Regions from separate parts of the Homo sapiens genome. Here all the other regions are linked to region 2. A link is a contact called in ENCODE Hi-C or POLR2A ChIA-PET data. All regions are on one chromosome and are shown on one strand. Each heading gives the region's core, a stretch centred on a gene start or an enhancer-like site at or near the end of the contact. The rest is flanking DNA. Distances are from core to core; before and after follow the strand shown. Region 1 holds the start of SYN1 (synapsin I). Region 2 has its middle 38 kb from the start of ARAF. Region 3 overlaps ELK1 (ETS transcription factor ELK1).

Region 1 (2,700 bases), core at 183-2,682, 96 kb after region 2:
TGGAGAACGGGGGATACAAGAGGCACTCAATAAATGTTTTCTAGATCCACTGTAGGGAAAGGTCTTTGAGGAGACGGTCTGAAGATGAGTCACACAAAGAAGGTTCAAAACTGCTCATGGAACTCACTGGAGGAAAATGATTTGTTTGAGAAGGGGTTTGGGGGTGCGGCACGTATCAGGCACTTAACAAATGCTTCCTAGATCCTTTGGAGAAAAGGCCCTCAGAGAGAGGGCTTGGAGTTGGGGCACAGAGAAGGCATCCAATCAAAACTCACAGGATCCATGAAAGGCAAAGCTTTTGGAGAGAAGCTGGGGTGGGATACACAGCAGGTACTCAATGTTTACTAAATAGTTTAAAAGGGCTTTAAGGACGGAGCTGGGGTGGGACACATAGCATAGACTGGACACATGCTCACAAGACCCATTAGAGAAGGCCTCAGGGCAAGGGTTGAGGAGAACAGGACAGTATCAGGCTCTCAAAGAATGCTCACAAACCTCATTGAAATCAAAGGCCTTGGGGAAGGGCTCTTGGATGAGGCATACTGCAGGTACTAGATAAGTGCTCACAAGATCCATTAGAGGACAAGGCCTATGGGGCAAGGGTTGGGGAGGGTAGGAAGGACACGTTCGGTTTTCGAAGGCTCATAGGATATATTGAAGCCAAAGACTTTTGGGGGAGGGGTAGTAGGGAACAGGTACGCAGCAGGTGCCTGATAATTGCTCCCTGGATCCATCAAGGTTTAAGGGGCGGAGGGGGGCGACAAGGGCGGGGCACAGAGGAAGCATCCAGCTTAATAATTTAAAGGAAAAAGATTTAGGTGAGAGGGCCAGGTGTCAGGCACACAAGCGGCGCTCGATAATTGCTCATTCGCAGAAGAACGATCTGGGGACCCAGGCCCACGGGAGACGTCCGCGGCAGTGGCTTACCAGTCGGTGTGCGGCTCGTCGATGACCAGCAGCACCCTGGAGGCGGCTCCCCCGCGGCCTGCGCCCCCAGAGCCGCCGCCCACCTGCTCGCTGAAGGTGGCAGCTGCCGCCGCCGTGGTCTGCTTGACCGCGTTGGACAGCGACGAGAAGAAGCCACCGCCCCCCGAGGACCCGGGGCTAGGGGCGGCCGGAGAGGCCGCTGGGGCGACCCCGGAGGACCTCTCGGCAGTGGCGGTCCCGGGACCGGGCGTGGCTCCGGGGCTGTGGGCACCGGGCGGCGGTGGGGGCGGCTGCGGACGCTGCAGGTCTGTCATGTACCCATTTGGCAGATTGGCCATAAAGTTGCTGTCCGACAGGCGGCGCCGCAGGTAGTTCATGGCTGCGACTTGGGGCAGGGGGTCCTAGGGGTGGTCTGGCCAGGAGCCGCGGGGGCGGACTGCGCGGTGCCCAGGAGCACAGCTGCGCTCTCAGGCACGACACGACTCCTCCGCTGCCCACCGCAGACTGAGGCAGCGCTGAGTCGCCGGCGCCGCAGCGCAGATGGTCGCGCCCGTGCCCCCCTATCTCGCGCCTCGCGTGGTGCGGTCCGGCTGGGCCGGCGGCGGCGCGGACGCGACCAAGGTGGCCGGGAAGGGGAGTTTGCGGGGGACCGGCGAGTGACGTCAGCGCGCCTTCAGTGCTGAGGCGGCGGTGGCGCGCGCCGCCAGGCGGGGGCGAAGGCACTGTCCGCGGTGCTGAAGCTGGCAGTGCGCACGCGCCTCGCCGCATCCTGTTTCCCCTCCCCCTCTCTGATAGGGGATGCGCAATTTGGGGAATGGGGGTTGGGTGCTTGTCCAGTGGGTCGGGGTCGGTCGTCAGGTAGGCACCCCCACCCCGCCTCATCCTGGTCCTAAAACCCACTTGCACTCATACGCAGGGCCCTCTGCAGATACTCGGTTTGTAGTGTTGATATTCAACTCAGAAGGCATTTTTTGGGGGGAGGGGGGCACTGGAAGCACACTCAGAGACACGAAAGTAGAGAAATAACCCCCTCACAGAGGGGGGTGAGGTCACACGCAGTGCCCGCGGGGAGATTAGTCTCCCACATCCACACAGGCTCAGCTAGGCAGAGAGCGGGGGCGTCACAGACAGCATCAGACAAGCGGAGGTGGACACTTGGGTGGTGTACACACCCTTGCCCAAGGTGGCAAGGGGGGCCTGGAGGCACACAAGAAATGACACACATATAAACACACACAAAAGTGAGGAAACATACGAGGGCATGTACAGACAGAACACACGCCAATCTAGGTATACATACAGACATACAAGTCCAGAGTAACACACATGGGCATGTTACATACATGCATGCATACACCCATACCCCCACACACACAGGTAACACACTGACACACAGAGACCCAGGGAAACTCATATGAGCATACACTTGCAGACAAAACACATTCCCACCGATGATCATGGAGAAACCTAGATCTGCAACACAGACATTCTCTGCAGCCCTAGCCCTGGTGCGTGTCCACCCCCACACCAGAACACACTTGGTATATACGCCACCATCCCTTTGCTCTGGACACCGCCAAAACTCACGATAACTACCTGATGTCATCAGTGCCCATGGCTGTCTCCCCCTGCACCCAAGAACTTTCCACAGAGGCAGGCCCATCCCATGGTGCACACACAGTAGGTACCAAATAATGTTTGCATATGAGCAAATGAGGTAGTCCAAGCAGAGGTGGGATATGGGAACCTGTCAAATCTTTATGATTCTGACTA
Region 2 (2,700 bases), core at 56-2,555:
TGACGGAATTTATCACCACTAGACCAGTCTTAAATGTGGATTTCTAAACCTTGCTAGTCAGTTTGCCAATATTTTAACTTATACCTGTAGCATTTTAATGTCTATTTTATTCCATAAAGATGTATTGGGTACCAGATGTGTGCTTGACACATGGTTACCTGTGGGTCTTTTTATTTCAATTTCATCTTTTACACCAAAAGCTTCTAGGCCTGCCTCCACTATCCAGGTGCCCTGCACTCTCCATTAGGGTGCTGGGGCTAGGGCTCAGATGCCTAGATTCTCCTGAGAACCATCAGCCAGGGAAGAGGAGTTGGGAATGGAAAGCTGCCTTGTTTGTCCGGTACATATGCATATGTAGTTACTGGGGAATTGTAGTTACTGGGAAATTAAATCAGGGCCAACATGTGCATGTTTCTAACGTGGGGATAGATTTCTTCAATTCATTAGATCAATTGAGAGATTCTTAACTGTTTTGAACAGACAAATGTTGACAGGAGTTTATTTCCAGAGGCATATGGACTAAGAGTTTAGGTCTGTGGTGTATATCAGGGTGGGGATTGTTAAGGAAAAGGGATATCTGGGTATTAGGGGAAGGGGTGCACAGATATGTAGGACCGACCCACAGGCCTGGGTGACATCTGGACATCGCCTTACCAAGGAGCCCCGGTGCCCTCCTCAAGCCCTGCCCAGCTCCTTTTCCTGCCTGGCCACAGCCTGGGATGTACCTGGCTTCCCTTTATCTATAAAAAGGAAAGGCTTCCATTTATTTTAATATGAATTTATGCACATTCTACAAAGGCATTACCACACCTGCAGAAAACCATTGTTCGTACTTGGAGGGAGTTTTGATGATCATTCCTGTTCTGTGTATAGTTCACATTTTTACATGGAGATTTCTGTGTGTGTATCCTGCCTTTTTTGCTTTAATAGTACATGAAAATAATTTCCCATGATGTTACATAGTATTGATAAACAATTTTTCAAATGGTTCCATAATATTTTTAAAGAGACTGTCTACCTGAGTTTCTTTAATTTCATATTCCCTGTGGCTTCAGATGTTTCCTTTTTTAAGGATAATGCTTTGATAAGTATCTTTACACGCGTACGCGCACACACACATCCATCTCTGATCCATCAATCTATCAAAAGAAGAGGAGGATGGAGAAGATGGAGGAGGTGAGGGAAGAGGAAAGGAGGAGGGCTGCTCCTTCACGTCGTGAGCTCTGCGGGTGGTTGCGGAGCCTGGGTGAACACGACCGTGACCGTGGCTGCGAAGGCGGGCCCCGCCCTCTGACTGCGGACTACGCGGCGGCGCCTGTGCCGCAGTAGCGCTGGACCTTGGCCTCTGGCGGTCTCTGGCGCCCCCTCCCGTTCGCATCGTGAAGCTGGGCCGAGCCCGCTGCCCGCCGTTCCTCGCTCCTGTCTGCACCTCCTCCTCCGTTTTGCTTCCCTGCAGCTTTTGCCCCGCCCCCCTTCCCCTGCCTCCCCCTGGCCCTCCGCGTGTTAATTTAGGGGCCCCAACCCGGGGAACCCCTCGCAGAGCCAGCTGCTGTCGTTAGGCCCGGGTGAGTGAGCAGGACGAGAGGGCACGGCTGGCGACGGAGCCCCTCCCAGCGCTGCGGCGGGAGAGGGGGCTCAGCTCGAGTCGCCACCCGGACTCGCCGGACCCAGAGCTCCTCTTTGGGGTTCCCGCTCTCCCGCTCCCCGTGCTCCTGGGAAGAGGTTCTGGAAACGACCGAATCTGGGTGCAATCGGGGTGGCGCACAATCGCGCCCCTCCAGTCCCCTCTGCGGGCAGAGGAAGTGGGACTCGAGGACCAGAGCTCTCGGGCCTCCTGATCCAGGGACCTGCCATTTCCTGGCCCAGGACCCCGGGAATGCCCGAGCATGGCACCTCGACGTGGCAGGAAAACTGTTCAGGAGGCGGCAGAGGAGCCTGTGGGGGACGGGAGGCAGCCACCTCCCCGCGTCCTTCGAACCCTTTGCTTGGGCTGCCGGGCATCAATACCCCAACTCACCCAGCACCCCCTCTTCAGAATAACCTCAAAACCCAACCGGGCTCCTGGCCACAGGGCCTTCTCTTAGTCCAACCACCAGGCTGAGTGAATCCTCGTGGAGCCAGGAGGGTCCTCAGTGACCCTGCACAAACCCGTTATCAAGTCACCCCAAGTGGGATCCAATTAGCATCCTGTCTCACCCAGAATCGCCACTTACCACACCTCTACCTGCCTCTGTGTGCTTGGTCCCCACCATTTCTCCTGCAGTCCCAGACTAAGGAAGGACTGGACGGCCCGACCCAAGCCTCCCGCAAATGATTTTAAGGAAGGAGATGCCCCTCGGCAGCCAGACATGAGGATTGATTCCAGGACTCACCCAGCTGCTGCCCCAGGGACCCCACAGACTTCCCAAGCAGAGCCAGTTCCCTGGGAGGGCTGCATGGAGGAGGAGACCTGCCAACACTGGAGCCGAGGGGTTTCTACTGATTCATTCACAAAGCTTAGATCTCAGATCTTGGACACATGACTGAACTTCACAAAGTCTCAGGATCCACACACATTTTCCATTTATTCTTCTTATTTTATTTTATTTTTTAGACGGAGTCTTGCTCTGTCACCCAGGCTGGAGTGCAGTGGTGCGATCTCGGCTCACTGCAACCTCCACCTCCCGGGTTCCAGCAATTCTCCTGCCTCAGCCTCCTGAG
Region 3 (2,700 bases), core at 201-2,700, 110 kb after region 2:
AACCACCCTAAAAGGTTAGGTCAGGCTCCTCCCAGTGGCCTTCAAAAAATAAATAAATAAACCGCCCCTACCATTGAAGTAGGAGACGTGTAAGGGCGGCCACTGGGGGACTGACAGAAAACAGAGAAGTTGTGGAAGCTGTGTGTTTTCTGTGGAGGAGATAATGAGAGTTACTCTTGGGAGTAATTCTTCCCAAGGATCCCCACCCCACCACAATCAGAGCATGAGTCTTTCAGTTGAACTATGTTTCTCCTTGAGATGGCTGGCTGGAGAGAGCATGGATGGAGTGACCCCAGAAGGGGTGGTGGTGGTGGTGGTAGTAGTCATGGCTTCTGGGGCCCTGGGGAGAGCACCACGGGGGTCGAGAGGCCATCCACGCTGATAGAAGGGATGTGCACCTGGGCGCTGCCACTGGATGGAAACTGGGGGCAAAAAGAGGGAGAGGTCACAGATGGGGGCCATTCTTGGGTCTCTCACCCTGTCCAAAACGGGGAAAGAGGATCCTACCTGGAAGGAGAGCTTGGCCGGGCTACGGGGCGCAATGGGACTCAGGGTGCTCCAGAAGTGAATGCTAGGAGGCAGCGAGCTGGGTGTCAGCAGCACCGGGGTCTGTGGGGAGAGGGTGGTCGGAGCTCAAGTGAGTAGAAAGTAGATGTGGGATGCTGGAAGGGACTTGGTCCCGGCCCCACCACAGATTTCCCACTCACACTCCCAGGGTCACTCCCCAAAGTGCACACACCTAGATGGTAACCATGGAGGCCATGCCTATGATCTCTCAAACTCTGCAGACACCCCCCACTCCCCACTCCCGAGAGCCCACCCTCAGTTGCTGAGACCTCATTGGTCAAGACCACCCACAAGACCCTATCCAAATGCTGCTCTCAAACCTCTCAAGTCACCATCCCAACAGCTCAGGGTCAACTTCCAACTCATGTCCCACCCATGAAACCCCATATGCACATCCCAGACCAAAAAGCCCTGCTCAGGTTCCTTAAGCCACACCCCAACCTAGAAACAGTCCCACAGAAAGACCCTCGGTCCCACCCACAAAAGTCCCCAGCCCTGCCCTTCACTAATCAAACCCCATCCCTCCAGCCAGCATCAGCCCAGTCAATCACACTCAAAGGCTCCACCCTCTTCAGGAACAACCACACTCACCCTCCTCTGATTCCTGTCAGTCACCCGCCACATGCCAATCCCATTGGTGCTGGCGCCCACACACCCCACCCCTCCGCAGGCACTCACCAATGTATGCGTAGGAAGCAGGGATGGGGTCAGCGCCGGCCCCGGAGCCTGGAGGCCGGAGCCACTTCCCGATCCTGGGGTCCGTTCGGGTCCCGGCCCACCTAGCAGGCTCGGGCTGAGTGGAAGCTCTAGGTCCCGGGGCTTCCGGCCCTTCTGCGGCTGGGAGATCTCAGGGCTGGAAGCCGCATGGCCGCCCGCCTGCCCTGCGGTGTCCATAACAACCGCGGGCAGCCGGGCTGGCACGCCCTCCTGTGGAGGGACTTCTGGCTCGGCCTTGGTGGTTTCTGGCACAAACCCTCTCTCCCCCGCAACTTCCAACTCTTCCTTGGGCCCTTCTACTTTCACTTCTGGGGGCAAAGCCCGGCCCAAACCCGGCTCCACATTAAGCTCTTCCGATTTCAGGTTTGGGGCCTCGGGCGGGGTCAGGATGACCTGGTAGAGGAGCAGGCACAAAGAGGGTGTGTAAGGATTGTTGGGACCACAGGATTCTCCTGTGGGCCACCCAGTGATTTCCCCGGGAAGGTGGCACTTGGTACTCAGGGCATGACTGCACATCAGAGCAAGTCCTCCAACAGGACATAGGACTTCGTCAAGGAAGTAGGGCTTCCTCTGGGGCAGGTCCTCCTATGGGACAGGGGACTTGGGGTGAGACAACCTGAAGCGGGTAGGAATCTGAGGGATACCATCCTCATTCATTAAAACAGTGGTTCTCAAAAATTTACCTTCCTCTGGACCAGCAATATCTGCCTCATTTGGTAACAAGTTAAAAATGCAAATTATTGGGCCCCTCCCCAGCCCCACAAATTCAGAAACTCTGGGGGTGTGCCTGGCAATCTGTGGTTTAACAAGACCTACAGGTGATTCTGATGAGCACTAGAGTGCGAGAACCAGTGCATTAAACATATTCCAGGCACCTACATGTTCGGCAGCTACTAACTGTAGCACAGTATTCTCCCCTTTCTGTCTCAGGATTTGTGTAGCTCTCTGCCCCACCCCTCCTTCTAAGAGGATGTCTTCCTTCCACCATTATCTCCTTTAACGGGACAGCTATGTCTCTTCTACCAGCCTCCCTCGTCATCCGGGGATTACACATCCCTCCTCTTTACTGCCTCCTCTTACTGAATTTCTATATTCCAGTCCTTACCTGCAGAGGCAAGCCGGCCTCTTCAGCCTCCAGACAGGCCTCCAAGGGGCTTGGACTGGTGCTCCTGCTCCCCGAGGGGGGCGCTGCTGCCCCTGCAGGAGCTGCACTGGGGAGCACCACAGCAGGCCGAGGATGAGGGGGTGGCTGCGGCTGCAGAGACTGGATGGTGAAGGTGGAATAGAGGCCCGAGCGCATGTACTCGTTCCGGCTGCTGCGTGCCAAACCGCCTGGGCCTGCCATTCCTGCACCCTTGGGTGTGCCTGGCTTTCCAGAGACAGTGTCCCCTGGGGCGGCATGTATAGCAGCAGGGG

Evidence for each region. A loop is a pair of places that touch in the nucleus more often than their neighbours do. ChIA-PET counts read pairs that join two places held with the same protein, here RNA polymerase II (POLR2A). Pooled maps may share reads with other maps.
Region 1: a pooled map shows a loop between it and region 2 (2.7-fold over the local background). The contact joins the promoter of SYN1 here to the enhancer-like site in region 2. A Hi-C loop is called at or near these places in 7 of 50 pooled maps. POLR2A ChIA-PET finds 5 or more read pairs at or near these places in 2 of 52 experiments (WTC11 and activated T-cell).
Region 3: a pooled map shows a loop between it and region 2 (2.3-fold over the local background). The contact joins two enhancer-like sites. A Hi-C loop is called at or near these places in 3 of 168 maps with a recorded cell type or tissue (heart left ventricle and ovary) and 9 of 50 pooled maps. POLR2A ChIA-PET finds 5 or more read pairs at or near these places in 4 of 52 experiments (IMR-90, WTC11, activated T-cell and 1 more).

The regions. Positions count from the first base shown.
Region 1 is chrX:47,618,425-47,621,124 of GRCh38, forward strand. It overlaps SYN1 (synapsin I), which reads right to left and starts at 1,433. Exons shown (of 13, transcript NM_006950.3): 1 at 928-1,433. The coding sequence starts at 1,304. RefSeq lists silencers at 1,446-1,740, 1,447-1,656.
Region 2 is chrX:47,522,211-47,524,910 of GRCh38, forward strand. No RefSeq gene overlaps it. Among named protein-coding and RNA genes, the nearest start is that of ARAF, 38 kb to the right of the region's middle. RefSeq lists silencers at 1,448-1,517, 1,578-1,627. Within about 2 kb of position 1,306, at least 4 of the 41 ENCODE cell types and tissues checked have a DNase peak (open chromatin) inside an H3K27ac peak, as active enhancers do.
Region 3 is chrX:47,636,506-47,639,205 of GRCh38, forward strand. It overlaps ELK1 (ETS transcription factor ELK1), which reads right to left. Exons shown (of 7, transcript NM_001114123.3): 4 at 2,390-2,700; 5 at 1,246-1,677; 6 at 508-609; 7 at 1-422. The coding sequence ends at 324. Among named protein-coding and RNA genes, the nearest start is that of CFP, 7.9 kb to the left of the region's middle. Within about 2 kb of position 1,451, at least 5 of the 41 ENCODE cell types and tissues checked have a DNase peak (open chromatin) inside an H3K27ac peak, as active enhancers do.